2 separate regions of the Homo sapiens genome follow, and region 1 is linked to region 2. A link is a contact called in ENCODE Hi-C or POLR2A ChIA-PET data. All regions are on one chromosome and are shown on one strand. Each heading gives the region's core, a stretch centred on a gene start or an enhancer-like site at or near the end of the contact. The rest is flanking DNA. Distances are from core to core; before and after follow the strand shown. Region 1 holds the start of TRAPPC8 (trafficking protein particle complex subunit 8). Region 2 holds the start of RNF125 (ring finger protein 125).

Region 1 (6,091 bases), core at 3,182-5,681, 76 kb after region 2:
TAAATATTGTCGACAAAAAGTATCAAACTCTTTAAAACATTTAAAGAGGATTATTCTTTTTTTTTTTTTTTTTAGACAAACTCTCACTCTGTTGCCCAAACTGGAGTGCAATGGCGTGATCTTGGCTCACTGCAACCCCCACCTCCCGGGTTCAAGTGATTCTCCCACCTCAGCCTCCTGAGTAGGGGACTACAGGCACGCGCCACCATGCCTGGCTAAAATTTTGGTATTTTTAGTACAGACCGGGTTTCACTATGTTGGCTAGGCTGGTCTTGAACTCCTGACCTTGTGATCCGCCCACCTTGGCCTCCCAAAGTGCTGGGATTACAGGTGTGAGCCACCGTGCCCGGCCCTGAAGAGGTTTATTCTAAACAAAATATGAGTGACCAAGGCCTGAGGCATAGTCCCAAGAGGTACTGAGAATATGTGCCCAAGACTGTTGGGTTACAGCTTGGTTTTAATACAATTTAGGGAGACATAACACACCAATCAATACATTTGGGGTATACATTGGTTTGGTTGGGGAAGGTGGGACAACTTGAAGAGGGTTTGGGGGAGGGCTTATAGGTCATAGGTGGATTAAAAGATTTCCTGATTGGCAATTGGTTGAAAGAGTGAAGTTACTATTTAAAGACCTGGAATAAACAGAAAGGAATGCCTGGATTAAGATAAGGGGTGGTGGACACTAAGGTTCTTATTATGTAGATGAAGTCTCCTAGGTGGCCATCCTTAGAGACAATAGATGGCAAATGTTTCCTATTCTGACCTGTAAAAGGGGCTAGACTCTCAGCTAATCTCTTCAGAATTGGGAGGGCCTGGAAGGGGGAAACATCTAATTATGTTGATAGAGATTCTTTTTTTTTTTTTTTTTTTTTTTTTTTAGATGGAGTTTTTTGCTCTTCTTGCCCAGGCTGGAGTGCAATGGTGCGATCTTGGCTCACTGCAATCTCTGCCTCCTGGGTTCAGGTGATTCTCCCGCCTCACCCTCCAGAGTAGCTGGGATTACAGGAGCCCACCACTACGGCCGGCTAAATTTTTAGTAGAGACGGGGCTTCACCATGTTGGCCGGGCTGACCTCAGGTGATCCACATGCCTCGGCCTCCCAAAGTGCTGGGATTGCAGGTGTGAGCCACTGCACCCAGCCAACAGAGATTCTTAACAGATGCAATTACCTCTCTCCCCACAAAATAGCTTTGCAGGGGCATTTCAAAATACGGCAAAGAAATATATTTTGAGGTAAAATACTTTGATTTCCTTTATCTGTCATGTGATGTTATGCCAGAGTCAAGTTGGAAAGTAAGCCATATTATATAAGTTTACATAAAACCCATCTGATAACTTTTCTTTTTTTTGAGACGGAGTCTCGTTCTGTTGCCCAGGCTGGAGTGCAGTGGCACGATATTGGCTCACTGCAACCTCCACCTCCTGGGTTCATGTGATTCTCCTGCCTCAGCCTCCTGAGGAGCTGGGATTACAGGCACACACCACCACGCCCAGCTAATTTTTTGTGTATTTTTGGTAGACGGGGTTTCACTATGTTGGCCAGACTGGTCTCGAACTCCTGACCTCGTGATCCACCCACCTCAGCCTCCCAAAGTGCTGGGATTACAGGCGTGAGCCACCGCGCCCGGCCCATTTGATAACATTTTATGTTTTGTAGGGTGTGACTCCACAGGCCCCTTAGATAGGAATTCGGGGAGGAGGGGAAAAATGTCAGAGTTAAGTCCTCAGTATCATCTCCTTTAAGGTGTTTCCACAGTTCAAACAGTACCTTGTCAAAAGAAAGAAGAGACCAGGATAGACTACGAAAGAATTAGATTTACACAGTGAAGTTACTCACTGGAAACACTGTGTATGGGTGTGGTATTAGATTGTGAAGTCAGGCTGGGTGTGGTGGCTCACACCTGCAATCCCAGCATTTTGGGAGGCTGAGGCAGAAGGATCACCAGAGCCCAGAGTTTGAGGCCAGCCTGGGCAATACAGTGAGCCCTCATCTCTATATATTAAAAAAAAAACAACAACTGCAAAGTCAATGCATAAGACAAAAATCCATTTAGGCTCAGCCATAAAAAGGAATGAAGTAATGATTCATGTTACAACATGGATGAACCTTTAAAATATATTGATGAGTGAAGTAATATGTGTACAAAGGCCACATATTGTATAATTTCACTTATATGAAATGTCCAGAATAGGTAAATCTACACAGACAGAAAGTAGATTAGTGATTGCCAGGAGTTGGAGGGCATGGCAGGGTGCAGAATGATAAAAGCCTGTACAAGCCTTCTTTTTGGGATGAACATGTTCTGGAATTAGATAGTAGTAATGGTTGCACAACTTTTGGAATAAACTGAAAACCAATGAATTGTACACTCATCTGAAGGGGTAAATATTATGGCATGTGAATTATATCTCAGAAAAATCTATTTTGGCTAAATTACCATTGAAAGTCCTTTTCAAAGAGTCTAATTCAGCTGTTTTTACTTTCAGCATAAAAATAAATGGCCTTTGAAACTTTTTAGAGTACTAGATAAATAGTATGTTTGCATTTGGGAGTCCTGTTATAAAAAATGTATCTTATAACTTGAGTCACACTAAATTATGTGAGATTCTCACATTATAAAGGGTAAGGAAGTGAATCAGAAGCATTGAAAAGGGATTGTGTGTAACATGTTATCTCTTGCAAAAGGAAATTAAATTTTGGGACCCCAAACTGATTTAGCCAAAGGGAAAAGTCACGCTGGGACTGGTCACGCAAATCTGCCTCCCCCTTTTGGTTCCTAAATAAGATTGCTGCAAGATGAAAAGCTACATCTCTCCCCCGTATTTTGCCCACAAGGAAATTCTTAGTGTGCTGTTAAAACTTCATGGCAATGCAAATTGATAGCTTATCTTTACAGGTGGCCACCCCAGCCCGCCAGACACAAATGCCTATCTGATTGTTCCCCTACCCCATTTTGTCTGTTATCTTATGAAAAATGCAGACTCCCACATTCTTCCTCTGCCCATTTTATGTCATCTTATGTAAAAAATGCAGATTCACTGAGCCAGAGAAAGGCAAGAATTACTATTTTCTCCTACCGCCCCCTTACATGAAAACGGTGTGCTTCTCAATATCCCGCCCTTTCCCCTTTAAATTTGGAGCACTCAAAATCATCTTCGAAGAAAGGCATAGACCTGTTTCCTGGGCTCGTACTTAACTTCGGCAAATAAATCTCCTAAAGTGATGGACTCTCTTATAAATTAATCTGTAGCCAAGGCATGTCATCAATATGTCCTACTGTGCCTTCCTACCTCCCATTTATCAACTTACATGAGAAGCACACATCTTACTTGTCATAAATTATTACCTTAGTGAAAACCTGAGGGTGTCAAGAAGTCGAAAAATTTGAGACATTGACGTTGGGGAAGACACCTTTAATTAGAGCACCATAAAATCATGATAGAATGATACATTTTTCCTTGCCTTATATTTTTGGCATGCAAAACAGAAGGAGCTCAAACAATTGAGTGACACATTAGTAAAATTCCTTTCATTCATTTCTACTTACAAGGCACACACCATTGACCTCACCCCGTCCCCCCCTTTAAAACAATATTTGACCCGCGCCCCCCCCCCTTTAAAGCAATCTTTGAAAAGTTAGGAATGAAAGCCGGTTCAGGACAGTACACAGTACACAAATACTGGCTTCCCCTACCTCCACCACAAGCAAGTAAACATCCTAGCACAGTGTAAAAAGGAAGAGGCTGAGGACGAACCACGCGGACATTTGCAGGCACACCCCTTCCCTGCGACCAACAAAAATGCAGTAGCGCAATTACACTTGAAGGAATTGCAGCACTCACAAAAGCACACATTCTGTTCAATGGTTGAGTCCACATAAAGTGACAGTCCGTTTCTAAAAGCATGGCTGTATTTAAAGGACACATGGTCTGTTCAGGTCCGCTTCAGCGAAACCCCAAGCACTTCCGAGAGATCCACTCCCTCTCTCCGAGCAGGTGCCACTAGCTGCTCCGCCGGCGAGCGTAGGAAGCAGCGCGACCAACCAAATCGGTTGCCCACAACAGCCAGGGACGTCAAAAAGGCCAAACTGCGTGGGAAGCGAGCGTGCGCCTCCATCACCACGACAGCACCCGTCTCGAGGCTCCACCTGCCGCTAGTAGGTGGCTCTCAGCTCTGCTCTGCTAAGGGCGAGCTTGAGAACCCGGCCTACAGTTGTGCACCTCCCCCCGCCCCCGCCCCCGCCCCCGCCCCCGCCCACCGCACTTGTAGCCCCGCCCCGCCCAGGGAGCTTCCGTCACAACACTTCCGGCTCCAGCCTCCCAACCGGCCTCCGTCGTTTTTCACTTCCCTCTCCTCAGCTCTCTTCCCTTGCCCCTACCGTCTCCTTTAACACAGTCACGTGAGGGACGCGCGCGGGGGCAGCTGGGAGTAGTACTGCCGGTTGGTCAGGGTTCGGCCTCAACATGGCGGTTCCGGCCGGGCAGTGACCAAGGTTTTGCCGTCCGAAGGACTAAGTGGTGACTGTCGGCGTCTCCACCTATCGGGGTGGAATGCGAGCACGCGGGGACGAGCGCTGAGAAGCGGCGGTGACGGGAAGGGGGGGGTCAGTGGATTGTGCCCCAGAAACCGAAGCGGCGGCGTCTGTTCCTTCTTGTTTCTAGGCTCCAGTGCGTTCGGGGCCCCGCCCGGCCGGGCCAGGCCGGCGGGCGGCGGCGGTAGCTGCTGCAGCCGCAGGATAACCTCGCAGGGTGGGCCGGAGGGCGGGCGCCGCCGCTGCCTGTGCTGCGGCGATGGCCCAGTGTGTACAATCAGTGCAGGAGCTAATCCCGGACTCCTTCGTCCCCTGTGTCGCTGCGCTGTGCAGCGACGAAGCCGAGCGGCTCACTCGTCTCAATCACCTCAGCTTCGCGGAGCTGCTTAAGCCCTTCTCCCGCCTCACTTCCGAGGGTATGTGGTATCCTCCCTTTTCCAGTGGGCTCCCGCAAAGCCGTGGTCGGGAGAAGGAAGTTGCGGGCGGGCAGGGAAGAGAAGGGCAGTGTTTACGTCCTGGAGCCGGTACCGTGGCGTCTGGGGCTGTGGCCCCGCGGTGCTCCGGGGGCGGCTGGAGGAGGGACCGTGAGGTTGTCAAGACAGCGCAGTCCTAAGCTCCAGTTTCTCTGGGCACTTCCTTTCTTCCTCGGACAACCTAGGTCGTTAAGTAATTGGTGCAAAGATAAACGTGAGTCTTCGAGAACGGCATTGAGACTGTTCTCCACGGCCATAGCGAAGGAATTAGGCACTTGCAAAGCAGCTAAGGTAGGAAAATGCTGCCTCTTAGACCGACAGGGTCTGAGTAAGGAAGACCTGTCATCCTCCCTTGGATGTTAAACTGGACTTTGAAAGTAGTTGTGGATGTTATTACATTCTTGTAGCGTTGAGGGTCATCTCTGTCTGAACTACCGTGTAGCTGTTTTACTAATATATTCTTAGCTATACGGTATTTTGCTTAACCTCTCAAGAAAATTAAAAGTATTATAAGAAGAATAAAACTTGAAGCAGCTTTTTGCCCTAAGGAAGAGGAAGCAAGCCCAAGTTGTGGTTAATTTAACCTGGATATTTGGAGTTATCTATAGTTATAGGGATGGAAATGTCTTCTCTTGTTAATGAATGTCTTGTTAAGAAGCTACCCGTTTTCTCCAGTTTTGGATTTTTTTATTAGGAGAAAATAATGTGGTAAAGCTTCAAGCATGTTTTAGCCAATATCTTGCAAACAACAAAGTCCAAGTAAAGTTTTTTTTGTTAAGGTCGGTAAGAACTGAAGGGTTTCATAATAAGCCTGTGTCAGGCAAACGACTGTGATGTTTGTTAGCTTAATATGACTTATCCACAAAAAAAATCAGTGCTGTACCATTTTTGCGCTACCATGTTTTTTGGGAGAATAGTTCCATTATAAATTAGCTTTTGTTTTTAGCGGAGAGAGGGAGCTGTCCAAAAAAACAAAGTTTGGAAACTTTTGGATTTTCTTTAGCCTGTATCGTAGCCATCAGTCTCAGTTCCTTCAGTGTTGGACTTAAGAGCAACAAAATGCCCTACGTTTTTTATTTTTTT
Region 2 (5,978 bases), core at 2,220-4,719:
CAACTTATAAAGTGCTCTTACATATTCATTCAAGGTACTGTTGTTATTATTAAACTTGTTTGACTTGAAATAGGTTTACAAACAAAAATCAGCATAAACCACCTAGTTCAACATGTCTGAAAATGTAGCTTCAATATGGGATAATAAAATACAGAAGGTTCATTTGCATTTATTCGTTTTCCAACTTAATTTCAATGGAAAAGAGTAATTCATTTAGAATGTACAAATGGTATTAACGCTCACAATCTCTACTGCAGAAAGGACTCTGGTTAACATTTATAAAGTGGAAGGGGACCAAGTAAGTTTGCCAAAAGGAGGAATATGGAAATTCTGCCCACAGCCAGAACAATGGACATAGATTTGTCAAAACAAAGAACAGTAAAGAGAGGAAAGGCAATTTGTTCAGCCCTTGTAATGCTATTTTATGACTATTTTTCCAGTTGCTAGTTTCCTATTCACTTTAACAAAGAAAAAGATTAAACAAAAAATTTAACATTTTGCAAATTTATATTATCCTTTAGTAGAAGGAAAAATATTGTAAATGGTAAATTATAATATTCAAAGTCCAAACCGAGAAAACAATCTCCAGTCAGATCATTGAATAGCAAAGCGGTCTGTTCCAAAAAGAATCTTCAAAACGCCCACTGTTTATGTTTTGCACAACTTTAAAGTTTTAATGCTAATAATGACTCAATTTAAATGGAGATATCTTTAGGCTGTTATTGCCCTAAAATAATCAATATATTTTATGACTCACACAGCCCATCTTGGCTTCCAGACTGGCCTGTGGATATTATGTTAATAAGCTACATCTGGACAGCTGAGCAACAACATCAGTAATAGAAAGGAGGGTAAATTTAAGCCTCGAGTTTTAAGAACAAAGCTGAAACAACAGGCCTTGAAAATACAGCTACGGCCGGGCTCCATGGCTCACGCCTGTAATCCCAGCACTTTGGGAGGCCGAGGCGGGCAGATCACGAGGTCAGGAGATCAAGACCATCCTGGCTAACACGGTGAAACCCCGTCTCTACTAAATATACAAAAAAATTAGCCGGGCGTGGTGGCGGCACCTGTAGTCCCAGCTACTCGGGAGGCTGAGGCAGGAGAATGGCGTGAACCCGGGAGGCGGAGCTTGCAGTGAGCCAAGATCGTGCCACTGCACTCCAGCCTGGGCAACACAGCAAGACTCCATCTCAAAAGAAAAGAAAACACAGCTACGAAATAATGCCCAAAGCACTCTTTATTTATACATTGTGCAGGCTGCACACTTTTGTCCCTGGCTCACAGACGGGCAGTAGTGAAAACTGCTTTTCAGATACAAGGCTATAGGTATTAAGGATTACCTAAGTCCTTTCAAAACTTTCTTTTTTTTCTTTCTTTTTTTTGAGACTGAGTTTTGCTCTGTTGCCCGGGCTAGAGTGCAATGATGCCATCTCAGCTCACTGCAACCTCTGCCTCCCAGGTTCAAGCAGTTCTCCTGCCTCAGCCTCCCAGGTAGCTGGGATTACAGGCACGGGTCACCACACCTGGCTAATTTTTGTATTTTTAGTAGAGACGAGGTTTCACCATGTCGGCCAGGCTGGTCTCGAACTCCTGACCTCAGGTGATCCATCCACCTCGGCTTCCCAAAGTGCTAGGATTACAGGTGTGAGCCACCACGCCGGGCGTCAAAACTTTTGACTGCAAGTGCACAACATGTTTTTAAGGACTACCTAAATCCTTTCAAAAGTGGTCCTCAAAAACATGTTGTGCACTTGCATTCATAATAACGGTATTTCTTTCTTCCTGCTAAGCCAAATGCTGGTACAAGCCACTGTGGTATCACACATGGCTTCATCATACTATAGTCACCCTTCAAAGGACATTAAGTAGGCTTCCGCTCCTGATCTGTGCAGACACAACACACACACACGTATCCACGAAAAAAAATCAAAGCAAAGAGAGAAGGCTGGGTGCAGTGGCTCACACCTTTAATCCCAGCACTTTGGGAGGCCGAGGTGGGTGGATCAATTGAGGTCAGGAGTTCAAGACCAGCCTGGCCAACATGGTGAAACCCCATCTCTACTCAAAATTCAAAAACTAGCCGGGTGTGGGGGTGGGCGCCTGTAATCCCAGCAACTCGGGAGGCTGAGGCAGGAGACTCACTTGAGCCTGGGAGGCGGAGGTTGCAGTGGGCGGAGGTTGCAGTGAGCCGAGATAGCACCACCGCACTCCAGCCTGGGCGACAGAGCCAGACTACGTCTCTCTCTCTCTCTCTCAAACACACACACACACACACACACACACACACAGTAAACAGAGAGCACAAATTCACAGCTCCAACTCCACCAGTTATTCAAACACACATTAAGGATGTGCCAATTTTATATAGGGACTTTGTTTTTAAATTCTTCTTAGAAACGACCACGGCTTTGCACCAACTGTGAGTTTTAGCTAAGTACTATGCGGTTTTGAGAAAGTTATTTTACTCTGTAATTTCCGCCGGTTTGGAGAGACCGTGCGTAAAGCAGGTAGCCTGCCACCTCCTGTTACGTTGTGGCTGGGTTTTGAAGGAGTACATTCAGGGGCTTGGCGGCTAACGTCCAAGCCCCACCCTAGCAGGTTGTTAAACTCTAACAACTGTGGAAAGTCACTCGGAAGCTCCAGTTTGACTTGCCCTTTGAGGGGCTGGGTGTCTGTGTTGGGAAAGGGTAGCAGGGGTGGGGGTGGAAAGACACTTTGCACAGATCCTTGTTTGCTTAAGACGAGCCTCTGTGGGCATTCTGGGAACACGTGCACAGCTCCAGCAAAACAAAACGGACCCGGGTTTCTGGGGCAGAGGGAAGCGCAGCCCGTTCTACCGTGTTCAGCGGGGTAACTGCGCTTTGCGGGAGCCCCTGCCTTGTAGCTGGAGCTCGTTTCCTTTCCGTGCCTGGGCGAGCGCTGGTTCTCCAGCCAAGAGCACCCTCCCCAGTTGGCGAGCCCTGGCTCTGGGCGGGACCCGTGCCTGGATCCCCTTCTCTGGAGTTCCGCACCTGGGCTTCGGGAGCTGAAAGCGCAAGGGGGCTACAGGACCCGCTTGTTTATTTTTTCTCCTCCCGAAATCCTGTGTCACCTTCCGACCCGCGTTTTCCCCGTGGTCCTGCATCCGACGGGTCCAGGTTTCTCCCTGCAGCAATTTCCTAAGAGGCTGTCTTCCGTCCCCCTCCTTCCCCACACCATGCCCTCAGCTTCCCCACATCGCCCTCCTTAGGGGTGGGCGCAAACCGAGCTCCCCTGGAACTTACACGTGGCCACAGCGGGTCCGGACAGGCTGGTGTAACACCTCAAGGCACACGGCGCAGTCGAAGGACGTGACGGGCAACTCCGGGTCCCTCCTGCGCTCCAGGGCCCGCGCGGTGGCAGAGGCGGGCGCCGATTTGCCGCTGTCGGTGCTCAGCACGGAGCCCATCGCTGTGCCTCTCGCCCAGACAGCTGCGAAGCACTCAGTGCCTGCCGCAGGGTTGTTTTGTTGCCGTGCGGTGGAGGAAGGAAGTCCCGGCCCAGCTGCGATCGCCGCCTCCCAGCTCTCCCAGCTCGCGCAGCCCAGAAGCCACCTCCGCCGCTGCGCCCAACCCTGGTCTAGGGCAGGGCGAGCGCGCGGCCGCGGGGCTGAGATCTTCGGCAAGCCGCCTAGGTTAAGGCGCGGAGGCGGAGGCGGCAGCCGCCCCGTGCTCTGTCTTGTGGTATTGGGAGGATTGAAACCTGAAACCTCAACTGCAGAGAAGAGGACTTGAGGCAGCAGTAAACCTTCCAAGCTATCACACACAGCTGCTTTCCCCACTGTCAGAAGTTAAGTGCGGGCGTGGCCATGCTTAATGATAATCAGAGAACAGCCGCTTTTAAGGTGAAGTGGAAGACCATCCTCCACTGTTGTCATCACAATAAGCTGCAAAAATGACCTATGACCTATGATTGGGCGTCTCCTAAGACGGTGCTATCGCTACTCTGTCATCCAATCAATAGTCCATTAATGGAGAGATAGCCTGGGTAGTGGAAAGAGTCCTGGAGATTAGGATTCCAATCTTACCTCTCCTACAGAGATTCTAGTGCTAAACCCTGCCATCTCCAGTTTCCTCTGCGGCTCAGGATTTCCTCTGTTGTTTGTACGCTCCCCACCCCGCCCTTTAAACATGATCAGCCAGGCGCGGTGGCCCACGCCTGTAATTCCAACACTTTGGGAGGCCGAGGCGGGCTTGAAACTCCTGCTTGAGGGCAGGAGTTCGAGACCAGCCTGGCCAACATGGTGAAACCCCGTCGCTGCTAATAATACAAAAATTAGCCGGGCGTTAATTTACACTTTTTACGAAGACTTATTTAGTGCCCACTGCACGCCAGACTCGGTTCTAGTGATGAAGACACAATCGTCAACAAGCAAACAAAATCCCAGTTCTCACAGAACTTACTTTAAAAAACAAAAACAAAACTTTGAGATAATTATAGATTCACATACAGTTGTAAGAATAGTACATAGTATATAATACACATATACAATAATATATAATATAACACATGGGATATAATAACGCATATAATACATGTACGTATTTAGCAGGCCATAAACTTCACCCAGGCTTTACTTTTAATTAGGAGATATAGGCCGGGTACCGTGGCTCACGCCTGTAATTTCAGCACTTTGGGAGGCTGAGGTGGGAGGATCACTTGAGCACGGGAGCCAAGATCACACTACTGCACTCCGTCCTGTGCGACAGAGTGAGACCATGTCTCAAAAAACAAACCAAGCCGGGGCAGTGGCTCACGCCTGTAATCCCAGCACTTTGGGAGGCAAGAAGGACAGATCACCTGAGGTCAGGAGTTTGAGACCAGCCTGGCCAACATGGTGAAACCCTGTCTCTACTAAAAATACAAAACTTAGCTGGGTGTGAGCTACTTGGGAGGCTGAGGCACAAGAATCGCTTGAACCGGAAAGGTGGAGGCTGCAGTGAGCCGAGATCATGCCACTGCACTCCAGCCTGGGCAACAGAGGGAGACCCTGTCTCAAAAAACCAAAACAGGCTGGGTGCAGTGGCTCACGCCTGAAATCCCAGCAATTTGGGAGGCCGAGGCAGGTGGATCACAAGGTCAGGAGTTCAAGACCAGCCTGGCCAACATAGTGAAACCCCGTCTCTACTAGAAATACATTTCTTTAGTAAAAATTTTTGTACTAAAAATACAAAAATTAGCCAGGTGTGGTGGCACATGCGTGTAGTCCCAGCTACTTGGGAGGCTGAGGCAGGAGAACCACTTGCACCCAAGAGGTGGAGGTTGCAGTGAGCCGAGACCATGCCACTACACTCCATCGTGGGTAACAGAGCGAGACTCTGTCTCAAAAACAAACAACAAACAAAAGGAAGATACATGTAATCAATCCATAAACAAATGAACAAAATCATTTCAGATAATCAGAGCCATGAAGAAGATAAAACAGTAAATGGCAATGAGGAGAAGAATAAGCTCAGAGAAGAATTTTTGGATGAAGTGACATTTGAGCAGAGCCATGAATAATGAAAAGAAGTGAGCCATTCAAAGATTTAGGAAAAAGCGTGGACTGGGAACAGTGAATGAGGCAGAACCAAAGAAAGGAAAGACCTATGGAGCTGGAGCATGGGTGGTGGGGGGCAGGCGGTGGGGGGGGGGAAATAAGATGAAAAGGTAGTTATTCCCATCTTCAAAAGGAAAACAAAAACCTCCCTTTCATCCCACTTATGCCTCAACTCCTGCCCCATATCCGCTTCAAGGCCAAATCTCTTGATCTGATCCTCTACATTTTGTCATCATTTCTTAATTATTCACTTCTTATTCAGTCCAGTCTGGGTTCTGAACCAACCTCTCCACCTCCATCTGTCCAAAAACTGCTTTATTATCAGTGTCACTGGTGACGTTCATGTAACTAATTCCAATAGATTCTTTTCAGCTATTTTTTTTGCTTGACCCCTCAACTATGTTTGTTAGTGCTGACC

Evidence for each region. A loop is a pair of places that touch in the nucleus more often than their neighbours do. ChIA-PET counts read pairs that join two places held with the same protein, here RNA polymerase II (POLR2A). Pooled maps may share reads with other maps.
Region 1: a map of CD8-positive, alpha-beta T cell shows a loop between it and region 2 (14-fold over the local background). The contact joins the promoter of TRAPPC8 here to the promoter of RNF125 in region 2. A Hi-C loop is called at or near these places in 18 of 168 maps with a recorded cell type or tissue (B cell, CD4-positive, alpha-beta T cell, CD4-positive, alpha-beta memory T cell and 11 more), 37 of 37 single-sample maps with no recorded cell type and 25 of 50 pooled maps. POLR2A ChIA-PET finds 5 or more read pairs at or near these places in 36 of 52 experiments (A549, AG04450, B cell and 23 more).

The regions. Positions count from the first base shown.
Region 1 is chr18:31,941,468-31,947,558 of GRCh38, reverse strand. It overlaps TRAPPC8 (trafficking protein particle complex subunit 8), which reads left to right and starts at 4,431. Exons shown (of 29, transcript NM_014939.5): 1 at 4,431-4,951. The coding sequence starts at 4,795. RefSeq lists enhancers at 1-615, 616-1,299, 4,447-4,656, 4,758-5,536 and a silencer at 4,707-4,826.
Region 2 is chr18:32,016,316-32,022,293 of GRCh38, reverse strand. RNF125 (ring finger protein 125) reads right to left here and starts at 3,469. Exons shown (of 6, transcript NM_017831.4): 1 at 3,267-3,469. The coding sequence starts at 3,430. RefSeq lists enhancers at 2,708-2,757, 2,402-3,274, 3,574-3,868, 3,275-4,147 and a silencer at 3,574-3,868.